Linked DNA regions of Homo sapiens: region 2 is linked to region 1. Evidence: read pairs that join two places in POLR2A ChIA-PET (ENCODE). Cell type or tissue: PC-3. All regions are shown on one strand. Each heading gives the region's core, and the rest is flanking DNA. Links, peaks and the distances in the headings are about the cores only.

The links. ChIA-PET counts read pairs that join two places held together with the same protein. Peaks named below come from ENCODE experiments on the same cell type or tissue, not always from the same donor. Only the 100,000 strongest peaks of a DNase experiment are listed, where the experiment ranks them.
Region 2: POLR2A ChIA-PET joins it to region 1 with 5 read pairs; 2 of 35 experiments call an interaction of 5 or more read pairs at or near these places.

The regions. Positions count from the first base shown.
Region 1 is chrX:20,466,843-20,475,314 of GRCh38, reverse strand. No RefSeq gene overlaps it. Among named protein-coding and RNA genes, the nearest start is that of RPS6KA3, 200 kb to the right of the region's middle. In PC-3, for the core only: no CTCF peak of the experiment used is centred there; no DNase peak of the experiment used is centred there; H3K27ac peaks cover 606 bases.
Region 2 is chrX:20,213,960-20,219,777 of GRCh38, reverse strand. All of the region lies in intron 2 of RPS6KA3 (ribosomal protein S6 kinase A3), which reads left to right. Among named protein-coding and RNA genes, the nearest start is that of RPS6KA3, 50 kb to the left of the region's middle. In PC-3, for the core only: no CTCF peak of the experiment used is centred there; a DNase peak (open chromatin) is centred at 2,307; H3K4me3 peaks cover 366 bases; H3K27ac peaks cover 696 bases.

The sequences.
Region 1 (8,472 bases), core at 2,772-5,271:
CTCCAGTTGATTTGTGTGCACATTAGAGTTTTAGAAGTGTGGGTGCTGGCTTAGAGCACAAGTAGGGAAACACAAATCTATTAGACTCTCATGGAGTCAGAAGATTCAGCTAATGCCTTTGTGGTTTTGGAACCCCTGAAAAATAACATCAGCAAACTGGTTATTCAGTAACAAGTAAGTAAGTAATAAGTTTGTTGCTGAATAACCAGTTTGCTGGTGTTCATATTCAGGGGTAACTTGGTAGTTAAAATTTGGGGTACATTCATCAAGAGGCATCTACTACACATGTGAGCTCCATAAAGCAGGGACTTTGTCTTGTTACAGCTGTGCCCCTTGCAACTAGAACAAGGCCTGATATATGGTAGGCATGTGTGTTAGGCCATTGCTATAAAGAAATACCTGAGACCGGGTAGTTTATGAAGAAAAGAGGTTTAATTGGCTCACGGTTCTGCAGGCTGTACAAGCACCATGACACCAGCACCTGCTCAGCTTCTGGGGAGGCCTCAGAGAGTTTTACTCATGGCAGAAGGTGAAGCAGGAACAGGCACATCATAAAGCAAAAGCAGGAACAAGATAGAGAGTGGGGAGGTGGGGTGCCACAAGCTTTAAAATACCGGATTCTTATGTGAACTCAGAGTGAGAGCTCACTCATCACTAAGGGGATAGCGCAAACCATTCATGAGGGACCCACCTCCATGATCCAAACACCTCCCACCAAGCCCCACCTCCAACACTGGGGATTATTAGGTCGGTGCAAAGGTAATTGCTGGTTTTGCCATTACTTTTCATCTCAAATCATGTTGAATTGAGCTTTGGGTGCGGACAAATACCCAAACTATATCAGCACTCAATAGATACTTGTTGAAAAAGAAAACCATAAGAAAAAGAAGAAATGGAGGCAATACAGATAGTCACTCATTACCTCAACATTCTAGAGCACTTGACTTTGCTTCAGTGGAGGACATTGTAAAGATTCCCTGCATCAAAGTTATACTGGTCGGGGTGGACTAACTACTGAACCAAATAGACCTGAAACTGTACAATGACTCAAAAACAGTAGAAGCTTATCTCTTGCTCACTTACCAGTCCTCGGCAGGTACATGGATCAAAAGGATATTCTCCTGCAGGCATTCAGGACCCAGGCTGATGGAAGTGCTACCACCTTCAACACATGGGTTCCAAGTTTCCCTGGGAATCATTGCATTTCAGCCAGCTAGAACAGGAAAGGAGATTGAAGGAGCACATGAGAGGTTTTTATGGCCCAAGCATGAAATAGCAGATGGCACATCCTATGGTAGCCAGCTTTCAAGATGGCCCCAGTGAATCCTGCCTCCTGGTATTCATGATCACATATAGTCCCCCTCCCACAGCAAATGGGGCTGACCTGTATAACAGATAAGATATTGCAGAAATGACAGTGTGTGACTTCCAAGGCTGAGTCTTAGTCTCTTGAATCACTTGCTCTAAGGGAAGCCAGTTGCCATATCATGAGGACATTCAAGCAATCCCATGGAGAGACCCATAAGGCCTCCCACCCACCAACAACCATGTGAGTGGGCCATCTTAGGAGTGGGGCCTTCAGCCTTTAGCAAGTCTGCAGATGACTGTAGTTCCAGCCCACACCTCAACTGCAGCTTTATAAGAGACTCTGAGCCAGACTGACCTAATTAATATGCTCCTGAATGCCTGGCCCTCAAACTATGAGATAATAGATGTTTGTTGCTTTAAACCACCAAGTTTCAGGGTAATCAGTTATGCAGCAATAGATAATTCACAGATTTCCACCCATTTCATTGGATAGAAATCAGCCACAGTCTCACATGATTTCAAAGGAGGCTGGGGAATGTAGTCTAGCCCAGAAAGAAGAGGAGAATGTGGATTTTGCTAAGCAGTCAGCAGACTGTTCTACAGGAATAGACAGAATAGTAACAGGATAAGAACAAAATCAAGAAGAAATGTAAATTAGATCCTGGGGTCAAACCACAGAGCTACTGGACACACTTAGCCTTTCTCTCCTTTTGCAAAGTTCACCCACCCTAAAGGACCATCTCCAGCCCTACCTCCTTCATGAAGTCTTCTGTGCATATCAGGCCACATTCCTCTCTCTTGCCTCTGAACTCCTGCAGCACCTCTTGGCTCATTCTCTTCTGTGTGCGGTAATAAATGTCACTGGTTCAGAGACAGAAGGCATCATTTGGTACTCAATCATGTATTGCCTTGTGATAGCTCTTATATCACTGTCTCGAACGATTATTTAAGTTTTCATATCTGTATATCTTGTCTTCCCAATTACATTTAAGATCCTGGAGGGCAGAGACCAATGGACGTGGATAATATATGATGTGGCCACATTAGCTCAATAATCTGTAAAGTGATTTATTGAAACCACAAAATCTGATCTTAATGGGAGTTGAATTTTAATAGGAATTCAGGTCCTTCCCTAGATCACTAAACATATGATCACAACCATATATTCCAAATTCTGTTTGCTGAGCATTAGATCATATCCTTAGCAATGCCTAGCACAAGCCTAGTCAGTGGATATTATTTGAGTGTAATTTTAGCAGAAGCTGCAAATGAGGAATTTGATTAAATTGTATATAAAAGATACATAATGATATTTAGAAAAAAATCACAGTGAAAATGGTTTTTAATCTAGATTTATTTTGACATAATTTCATCACCTGTAGTTTAGCAGACTCTAATCAACTTCACATTTTAACCACCCCTTCTTGGTTTTATAAAAGGAATCATCATATTGCCAGCAAATGTTATTTCATTTACCCTCATTAACAACCCCTCCTTATGATATATATTAGTCATTTAAAATAATTGAAGGGGCTTTATGTTCGCCTTCCATTTGTATCTTTGCTTGATGTCAAAAGTAATGACTCAAGAGCTGACAAATGGATGTTGCTTCATAATAAATTTATGAAGAGTTTATCAAGCATGTGCACTGTTCTTTGTCAGCCATCTTGTAGCTAAACATAGCAAGCAGACCATTTAAAGTAACAATGCTCATGGCAGAAGCTTTTAAGAGTGATCACAAAATGCAGCTCCTTGAAAAGGCCAAGATAAAAAATAATCCTGTTATCAATTACTTCTGCTGACAAATACTTGAGTAACAACTTTGATATTTTCTGTTCTGAAAAAAAGCTGTATTTTCATATCATCTGTTGGATTTACTTTAAGACCTCTGAAATACCTGAATAATGCACATCGGTTTACCTCATAGAATATGTCATCTAACTAGCTGTATAAATCCTTGAAATCCATTATTTATACTATATATAACAATTGTTCAAGGAAACTCAGGAATTTAGATTTTAAAATCCTGGGCCTTTCAATGTGAGGGGAAAAGATATAACTCTGAGCTCTTCCCCAAAGATTAACGTTCTAATCTGACTTGAATCACTACATGTTAAACACACATTTTTCTTCTTCACTGAATTAAATTATGGAATTGATTTGTTTTACAGATTCCAGAGAAATTGCAATGGCTTTGAGCACTGGGCATGCTTACTAAGGATACAAAGATCACTGGTTAAAAGAAAAGGTCCTTTGTGTTATGTCTTCATGTGTTCAGGCCCCAAAGTCCCTGAAGCAATAACAGCTAAGTATGCCACACTCTGATCTTGTAAATAAAACATGACAATCTGAAGGTCAGAAACTGTTTTACCAGGGTGCCCTGACTTCTAAAGATAGAACCCATGATTAACACATATCTTTGGTACAATTGTGTCCTTTACTCTGATGGGTCAACAGAGTTCAATGTATAATCAGGTATCATATAATTCCCTTCCAGAGAATTTTTTTAAATATACCCATTGATTCTTAACAGTTACAGCCACTTAAAAAATACTGCAAGTACCACAGTGTTTGTTCATCTGTTCCTATCTTATAAATATATCATGATTGCATTAAAAAGTTAATAGAGACTAGAAAGCTGGTTAGACATAATTACTATGAAAACAGATACCATGCAAAATAAAATTAAAATATACTGTTATTGTTTATAAGAAACAAAAAATAAACAGTAGACTGCTTTCAGTATATATAGATATATTATATATATTATATATATAATGTTATTATCATTGATCCAGACAGATTCAGTATCAATCAAACATCAAAATTATTTTTGGTTAGAAAATATACAAATCAAAGGCGCTAATAGGAGGTTTACAGAGGAAGAGGTCCCCCCAGACCAGAAGACCAGAAGGGGTAATTAGGGGATGAACAGGGGGACATTACAGCTTCTGGGTAACGCTTTGCAATGAGTCCTGGGACAAGTAAGACCCTTAAAGTGTGAAGAACCAGACCACTTACTTTCAAGAACAACAAGAAGGTGGGAAGCTGAGGAGACCCCACCTAAGCCCTTAACCAGTTTGGTAGAGACCTCTCAAGAATGTGCTAGCTTTATACATGAAACAAAGGCTTCAGGGAAAAAATAAAATAAAAGTAGTAATACATGGTGTCCCTTAGAAGTGGCCCAGAGGTAGGACTAGTGGTTGCTCCATGACCATTCTGGGCATCTTTCTAGCTGGAGAAGAGCCACCAAAGAGGTTGCTGTGACCCAGTGACCACTGGGTGAGCCATCTTCCTCTGCCCCAGCCCTGGATCACCCCTCTTCCTGCCAGAACAGCACATTAGCCAATAGTTCTAGAATTTTATGAGACGAGAAATGGTTGGTGCTAGGCCCGTCAATGGTGCAGGCATAATTTAGAACAACTTCTGAGATTTCTTTAAAATAAATTTTATTGTGTATATTTAAGGTATACACTTTTTAACATAATTGGGGACCACTTAGCTATGAATTCAAATAATCATTTGAAATCACCTAATTCTGTGTTACAATTGAACAGCAAAGGGCTTTATTTATGGATATTGAAATCATGCATTGATATATATGAAATTAGAGAAGTAAATATAAAGTATTTATTCCAGGCAGACTCAAAATAAAAATAAAATTCCTTTTAAAAACATAAGGGAAACACAAGAACCATTCAAGGCACTTAACAAAAAACTGTTTAAGAGTTAGACTATTCCATTGTTATCATATTTTTTAAATTCAGGCTACCACGATTATGGTTGTTAGGGTATGCATATAGCTGTCATTTCTCTATTCTGAAATACACTGAACCAATTTACCTGCCATATTTGCTGGTGGTGTGCCATCATGGCTGTACTTTGTATTATCACACTGGAGACTGAATCAGTCAATAGAAAAAAGACTTCTTTTTATTTTTTGGTTTTTTTTGAGACAGAATCTCACTCTGTCACCCAGGCTGGAGTGCAGTGGCCTGATCTCAGCTCACCACAACCTCTGCCTCCTGGGTTTAAGTGATTCTCATGCCTCAGTCTCCCAAGTAGCTGGGATTACAGACACGTGCCACCATGCCTGGCTAATTTTTGTATTTTTAGTAGAGACCAGGTTTCGCCATGTGGGCCAGGCTGGTCTCGAACCAGGTGATCCTCCCACCTCGGCCTCCAAAAGTGCTGGGATTACAGGCATGAGCCACAGTGCCCGGCCAAGAGTTGATGTTCCTAACAGTACTCATTTTTTCTTTAAAGAATAAAAATAAAAGAATAAAGAATTTAAAAATCAGAGACAGAAGCCATGCATCTTCATGTGGCTTCGTATGCACTGGATTAAAAATTAATTAATATCCTCTTCATTCAAATGTCACATAGGCCAGTGCTTCTCAAACTATTATTTTCACAGATCGATAATTTTATAAAATACAATGAAAATAAATTATAAGAAAAATATTAAAAAGCTTACAAAATGCAAACCCAATTACAAAATGCAGTAATGTCAAATTGCTATAGAAGTTTCCACGTGCTTATTCTCAATCCCTGTACTTATCACAGACCAGTAACCGTTTGTGGACTTGGGCTGGTCCAGGGACCACACTTTGAGTAACCCTGGTTGGTATAAGTCACATTCACTACAACAAGTTCCATAGGTCAAAACCATTTTTTACTTAAACTTTGTTATATCAAATGGTCTCAGAAATAAGAGAGCCATTGACAGTGACTTGGAAATTGTCACCCCTTTTCCATTAGCCTGTATAATATCACTGAATGTGTGTTCAAAATATGACAAGATATTCTGCCCTAAATAATTTCTATAATGTGAAAGCTGCCTTCTCTCATTTTCCCAGTATTTATTTACCCCTTTCCCCATCCTGTTCCTTAAATAGCTTAAGATAAGAAGTAGTGAACTTAGCATTTACTGTATAATTTTTCTTTTAAGCCTTATTTGCAGAAGTTGCATGCTAATTCTTGGTGCGAATTCAGCTCTGCAGATGTGTTCAGTTTAATCTTCATGGTGTTTTTAAAACATTAGACTTTAAATTACTTTAGGTGAGGCCTAGTCAAATGCCCAGCCCCACATATATACGTGTTATCTGGCTGCCCCGCTTCATTTCTCCCCCAGAGCATCTCACTGTAGTAAGAGGATGTGCTGGAGACCAGATCCATCTGGCTTAGAATTTTTGATCTGCAGCAGATTATGATGATGCTTCCTGTGCACCTAGACAAGTTGCTTAAACACTCTGAGGCTCATTTTCCTCATTTGTAAAATGGAGATAATACTTAGATCACAAGATTCTTGGGCAGATTAAATGAGGCAAAGTAAATGCAATGCCTGTCCCTGGGGTGAGTAGTTAAGCACAGAGTATTATTTTTCCCCTCCATGTCTACCTACCCCACGCCCTATTTCCCCTATCCCAGGCCCTCTGCTGCTCTCCGCACCCTTTACATTTTGCCTCCGGTGACTTTACTGCTTCTCTCTGCTGAAGAGGAGGATAAATAAACTCATCAAAAACACACCTTTACTAAGTAGAGAGGAAAGGCTATGCTAATACTCGCAGCTTTGCCACCTGGAAAAAAAGGTGACTCAAAGGGCACTAAGTGAGTAGGAAAGCTCTAAGGGAAAGAGCTGTTGAAAGCAGCTCTCTCAGAATACAAATACAATACAGCTTTTCCCTCCCCATCTCGCTGACAAGCATCATTGCTGCAGTTTCAGGAGAGAGAGCATTTGACCTCTGTGTTATTTCTAATTCTTAATTGGAAAAGTATTTGCTTGTCTATGAAATATGAAGATTTCCTTGATATCAGGAAATCCCTTTAAGGGAATTTTATGTTTTCTCAGGCTTTTGCTTCTTGTGAAAACCAATCTCGAAGATAATAGTTCAGTACTAAAATGATTGTATTCATAATCATTTAATTTAAATGCATGTTTGAGAGAATGCACTTAACAAATTAAATCACATGTATTCAGAATGCCGTTATGGCCACCATTTGTGCTTTCTTGTCAATTGCCTAAGCTGACACTGTCATGCCTAAGCTGACATTGTCAATGCAATGATTCTATCCCACACTCTTGGTTTGGTGAGCTCACAGTCAATGCATATTTTTTACTCAGTTTAATTAAACATGGGGACTGTTTAATTAGCTTTAATTAGAAAATTAATGCAGATCATTCCTACAAGTCTCAAACAATTTAGACGTGAATGAAATTAAAAAATTAAATTCTCTCCCCCTACAACCCACCTCTCCACTCACACACCTATAAACACAACACTCGCCTACATCCTCATCAAGATTCTTCCAGCTCTAAGATCCTACATGTCTCCGCCTTGCTACTCAACTCCACCTGAACGTTTGGGCATAGCCAATTCACCAAGCTACCCCATTCTGCTTTTTTCCATGAAAGGTCTTGCTCCTTCCCTTTTATTTCCAGTCTATGGCCCCGTCAGATGCTACAATCCTCCTTGACTCAAGAATTTCAATTCAACAGTTACAAAAATTAATTTTTGAAACTGGTAAGATTGTGTTATGAGTGCCTTGTATTGTACCCAAGCATAAGTATGGCTGAAGACCATGACACAGCCTGCCTCTGAAGTGACAGTAAGGTAGAAGTCCCCTGACAAGTCTTCCACTTGACTGACCCTTTCATTCACTCTGTAAAGCAAAGTGACCCCAGTTCATGGCATTCAGAATGCCTACAGCTGGCAGGGTCCTTGCTAATCCACCCCCACAGCTCAGTTCCCATCTTTTAAGGTGTATGCTTTTAAAAAAACCAACTATTGGGTTTTTGTTCTCAAATCTGTTTATTCCATTTATAATGGTAGGCATGTTATTTAATTTTAAATATTATATAAGCTAATGAAATATGAATGCTAAGGAGGGGAAGGAAGCAAAATCAGACAGAGAGGGAAATGGAGTGGCAATGTGATGATCCCAAGGGCACTACTTAATAAATATCTCACCCACTAAATTCCATCTCATTGTATGCTTCCCAGGAAACCCAACTTGCAATGGCGTTGCTATGCATTATATCACTTAGCGTAAGGAAATAAAAATATTTACACTCATTCAGCTTAAATATGATTCCATCTGAGTGTGGTCAGACTTTAGACTCAGGGAGATTTAATCTAAGATACCTGCTAGCCAAGAAGAGCA
Region 2 (5,818 bases), core at 1,300-3,799, 250 kb after region 1:
TTGGCATACCTGTCATTTTCCAAAGTAAAAATACCTTAGAAAAACTTCTATAACGTATTAGAGGATGAAATGAAATGGAGTAAGGGATTATATGGTAGCTTGACCCCTCCTTCTTTTCCAACATGGCTTCTTAAGTGTTTCATTTTGCTAATAACCCAAGGATTGGACTTCTTTTTTTTAACTTATATTTTATCAACTAGGAATGTGAGTTTTTAACTATGGGCCTTTAAGTCTTTAACCTGGTTGATAATTAATGCTTATGACTAACATAAATTCAAAAGTAATTTACTTTCATTTAAGACAGGTAGCATTTGTCCTTACATCACAATTTTAAAAGTTTCTTGCCTGTGGTCTTCATTTTCTACCTATAGTTATGAAACTCTTCCTCATTGACAGGGAACACCCATGACATGCCTGTGTATAACCTTAAAATTATCTTGAGACCACGGCTTGAGTGTGTGTATAAACACACTGCAAAGGGTCAAATTCCACTTGTGCATCAGTTTAGCAACTTTTAGTAGTGGCAACTAGTTTCAGTTGTTTTAAAGGGTCATATAGTTAAGAAATTCTGGCATTTCTCAGGATTCTAAAATAATAACGTTTGTTTCACTGGTTGTGAAAATTGTCCGGATTGCTGGGAACTAGGAGAAAAGAATATTTCAACAGGATTTGGCTATCAGCAAATCTGTTTTGGTTTCCTATTCTGGCCTCCCTACCTATCCAGCTACATTAGTGCCCCTGCCGGCAGGTTTCTTCTTTCTTTTACCACAGGAAAATTGTCCGGCCTCTTTTTCTAGCATTTTCAGGACCCGCCTGACAGGAAATTTTCTAATTGCCGGAACAGCTGGTAGGAGAAAACTTTGCAGGGGCTTGGCCTTCCCTTTCTAACTTAAGTTTTACCGTCAGAAATTCTTTTATCACCATCATGGTTTCGTAGCCATGTTTAAATTTTTGTCTTTTCGTGTTCGCTCTATACAGGTAAGCTCTGTTCAGCTTCTTTTATAGAATAAAATGTTTTAGTTGGAGCTAACTATAATTACAGTAATTAGTTATTTCGTTTTATATGTTCTTTAAAGCAGCTTTTCAAAATTCAAAACCTGTTTTGATAGAACTTTTAAAGGATAATAGCTCTGTTTACTAAAAGCCAGTTATGTGTATTATACATTTCAACTCTGTATATTTTGTCAACTGACTTTTACGTTGTTTTTTTGTTTTTGTTTTTTTTAGTGCTAGAGTAATTTTTATCTTGCTAGTGTTTGTAATTTTGTATAGTAAAACAAATGACTGTAACTCTCAAAATTAAACCAGGCATAAACAGAATTGCAAAATTGCTAATATTTAGGAGATTACTATAATGAAAACAACTTTAGTGGGTAGGAGAGTATGTTATTTTAAGCAGTCAATAACTTAAAATCACATTTTGGTGGAAATTGGTTCCTGTAAAAACTTGGAAGTTTTTAAGCAACTCCATATTTAAGTAACTTTAAGCAAGTAATTTTATCTGACTTAGAGTAGGAACAATTTTCAAAGAATTATTCTGTTAAAATGGGCTTAGTGGATGTTAATTTGCAATATATTTAATCTACAATCCTGCCAAAATCAACTTGATATTTTGCCATGAGAATTGTGCTATCCAGCAGCTCTTTAAAGAGAATTAAATTTGCTGATCGGGATTCCAGATTGGGAGAAAACTCTGCTCTTTGTGGCGGTGATTAGAAATGTTAATCTGGAGAACCAGCTTGCTGTTTTCTCAAACATAGATAAAAGGAGCTGACTTATAAGAGCTTAAAGCTCTCTTAAAGAATTTGGTTAAATGAAAAATGTTGAGCTTATTTATCATTCCATCAGCAAATGAAGTAAATTGAATTCAGTCAGATTGTAATCTAGAATATATTAATACATAGTTTCACACCATGGCTTGAATAACCAGCCTAATTTTGTGTCACAGCAAAATAATTTTTATGTATCTTGATCATCTACAAAGAGGTTAACATATCTTTTTAAAATAAAACTACATGTTATAGAACTATAGGTATCTATATAAAGGGTGATAGTTTAATTTAGAATGACATTTAAGGGGCAAATAAAGTATGCATTTTTCATTTGTAAGGTCTTTTTTATGGTACAACAAAAAATGGTTACACATCCATAGTTAGAAAGTACTTATTGACTTTTACCAAGGAACATTTAAATATTTTACTTCAAGCTTCAGTAATATTTTCTGGCATTCAAAACAATTTAGAAAATACAAATGCCTCAAGAACACACTTCCTGACTCAGGGGAGGGGAGGAAAAAGGAAATTATGTATACAAGGCAGGGCATAATGCCAAATGTTGAATCATTCTTTGAAATCAGTTAATATCTCTCAGTTTGTTTTCTTAGTTAGCATGTTACAATATTAGGTTTTCGATAATTCAAATAGACAATATTAATTTCAGTTTCTTTTCTTTAATCCTTTTTACATTTTAAGATCAAAATGATATTTTTCTCTCACAACTTGAAAAGGAAACATTAGATTATTTTTTCCCCACTAAAGAGTGGACCTTAAAGACCATTGAGGTATAAACCTAAGGACGTTTTGTTGGTCCTGGGAAATAAACTGGGTGGCTTTTTGTGTGACTGAGGGACACCAAAAGATCCACCTGCCCATAAATTTTCTCTTCATTTTTCCATGATGTCCAAAATGACACTCTTTACAGAATTGTAAAAGTATATGTTTCAACTGAACTGACTTTGTTTTATCCATCAGGGGTCATATCTCAACAGATATTTATCTAATAATAAATCTTTGAGATCCAGGTAAATTGTCTTAGTATCTCTAACACCTAGTACAATACCTGGCCCATAATTTGAATGGCCTTCCAACAAAAAGGAATGGTCCTAACAGAGTATGTCATAGATCAGAAACATTTTCACTGGGACCAGGCATTCAGGAAAAAGCAAAAGCAGGAGAGCCGCCTGAATTTTAGTTCTCTCTTGACCTCATTCTTCTCTACCTCTCTTTCATACTCTCTGATTTAAACTCTAGTGTCCAGGTGTGCTCCTGCTGTGGCCTTTGTACTGGCTTGTCCCTCTCCCAGGAATGCTTTTCCCCCAGGTGCTTGACTTTCTCACCTCCCTCAGGTCTTTCTCAAATAGCATCTTCTTAATAAAGCCTGCCCTGACTTCTTTATTGAAAATTACAACCCCCCCCTTTCCATATCTGCTATTCTCATCTCTTTACTCAACTCAATATCTTTTCTTCATAGTATTTATCATGTTCTAACCTTTATTTACCTATTATTATTATTTGGTCTGTTGTCAAAACGGCAAAGTTTTTGGTCCATTTGACTTATTGTATATCCCAGCGCCTAGAAGAGTACCTAGCATGTATCAGGTACTCAAAAATAAATGTTTAAATGGATGGATGAATGAATTAGTGAATTCCCGTACATAGCTTAAGGGTATTGAACACCTAGGCTGAGGGAGGTGGCAAATGTCTGAAAGGGGTGGAAATGTAGGAAGAATGAAAGAAGACGTGATGTAGATCTGCTGCCATCCTGAAAATTTTGCCCACAGTCAGACTTTTGCTTATCAAATCAACAGTCTTTGTAAAAATAATAGCATGGAATTTATTATTACTGTTTTTAAATGCACAAAGTAAGTTTTTTGTGGTAATGAATGGACAGATATCCATTTATCATTTAAAAAACAGTTGTGCCAGAGAATGTAAAAATATGTGAGCCTCACAGAATAATTAGAATGTATATAATTTATATCTGTGTTCCAGTTTATTAACATAATATTTTTCCATAAAACTATTAATATAGCTGCTTTACCATGTACTTATAGGCAAAAATACAGTTTTACAAAATGTCAAGTCAAACTATAATTTTATGTTTTCATGTGACAGATTTATTTCAGTAACAGGTGATTTAGTGACATAAGATATGTTTGTCACATGCACATGTCAGTCTGTTCTTGGCTTATCACTGCCCTTGGAAATCTGATATTCCTTTCTGCATCCATCTCATTAGATTCCAAGTATGAGCTAGAAAAGTACATTGTTGCTTTCCTACCTGTTGTCCAAGATTGCCCAAGCATTAGTATTATGTCCTGGTTGAACCTTAGATTCATTTCTAAAATAGTCATGGTCCCATGACCTGGTGACATTAAGTACAATCTGGGCATTGAGATCTCAACCCAGGATATTTTGCCTATTATACTACTGTAATTTTCCATATATATAAAGTAGATAGAAAATAGTTTGCTGGTGTGATTAGTAAAAATTTAAGTCTTATGAAATTTAAACTTAGAAGGAACAGAAAAGCGTGTTCAGGATAAAACAGTGGCAGGTTTTTGAAACTTGAGCCAATGCCAAACTTGCCACAGGAATTGATCTTTTCTCTCTACCCTCAAGAGTATTTTCCGTACTCTCTGAGTCCTGATTTAGAAAAATATTTTATAAATCCCTGTTTGTATCCCTAAAGAGGTTTGAAATGATTGCATCTGTTTTGGGGGGAAGAGAGTAGGGAGTGGAGGAAGATGCTTTTTAAAACACACATACACACACACACACACACACTAAGAAAAGGAACACTTGAAAATGTACTTTAAGATTTGCCAGGATAAAAAATTTAGTATGAAAGTGGGAAGATAAAGTCAAGAAAGTCTCTTAGAAAGTAGAGACAGTGCTGGACATGATGGCTCATTCCCGTAATCCCAGCACTTTGGGAGGCCAAGGCAGGCGGGCAACATGTTGAGACCCTGTCTCTACAAACAAATCAAAAAATTAGCCAGGTGTTGTGGCACATGCCCGTAGTTCCAGCTACTGGGGAGGCTGAGGTGGGAGGATCACTGGAGCCCAGGAGGTTGAGGCTGCAGTGAGCTGAGATCGCACCATTGCACTCCAGCGTGGGTGACAGAGTGAGACCCTGTCTCAAAAAAAAAAAAAAAGAAAAAAAGAAAAAAAAGTGGAAACAGAAAATAGGAGAAAAAAATGACATAAAGGATTCCATTTCAGACGTACAATATTCAACTAGTAGAAGAGTCACAAAAAGAGAAGCCCTGAAAAATGGGTGGAAGGAAATTATCAAAGATATGTTAGAATTCCCCACAAAGTTAAAGAATTCAGGTCTTTAGATTATAAAGGTTCACCAAGCATCTGGCATTCTGAAGGAAAGAAGACCCTATTTATCTCACTATTGGGGAATTTCAGAAACACAAGGACAGAGAAAATCTTTAAAGCTTCCAGAAGGAAAAACCAGACCTACCAAAAAGTGTGACTAGACTAGCATCACCCATCTCATCAGCAGAACTGGATGCTAGAAGGCAATGGATCTATGGTGTCAAAGTTCTGAGCCAAGATTATTTTTCTTCTGGAATTTGGTACTAAGCCAAACTATACAAATGGGAAGACAAAATAACAACATTTACAGATGTGTGAGGTTCAGAAAGTTTTCTTCCACATCACCTTTCTTTGGAAGTTACAAGGGGGTAATCTAAGAAAGAGACATAGAAAACTGAAAACAGTGAATTCAACCAGAAAATCACTGAAGACCTATCCCAAGATGATAGCTGTGCAGCGGGCCTACAGAACCACCAATCCCGATGGGAGGGTAAGAGAGGTCTCCAGGATAGAAAGGAGCTCTCAGAAGAAAGGAAAATATTGCTAAGGGCTAAGAAAACATTAAGAATAGTGGTCAAATTACTTTTCCCTTTCCCCAAGAATGGTGGAAGGCTGTTAAAAATAGGAAAAAATAGAAAAGTGCATGATAAATTCATGATCCAAATGGGAATCAAAGTAAAATTTATCATGAATTTAAACATTTAATGAAG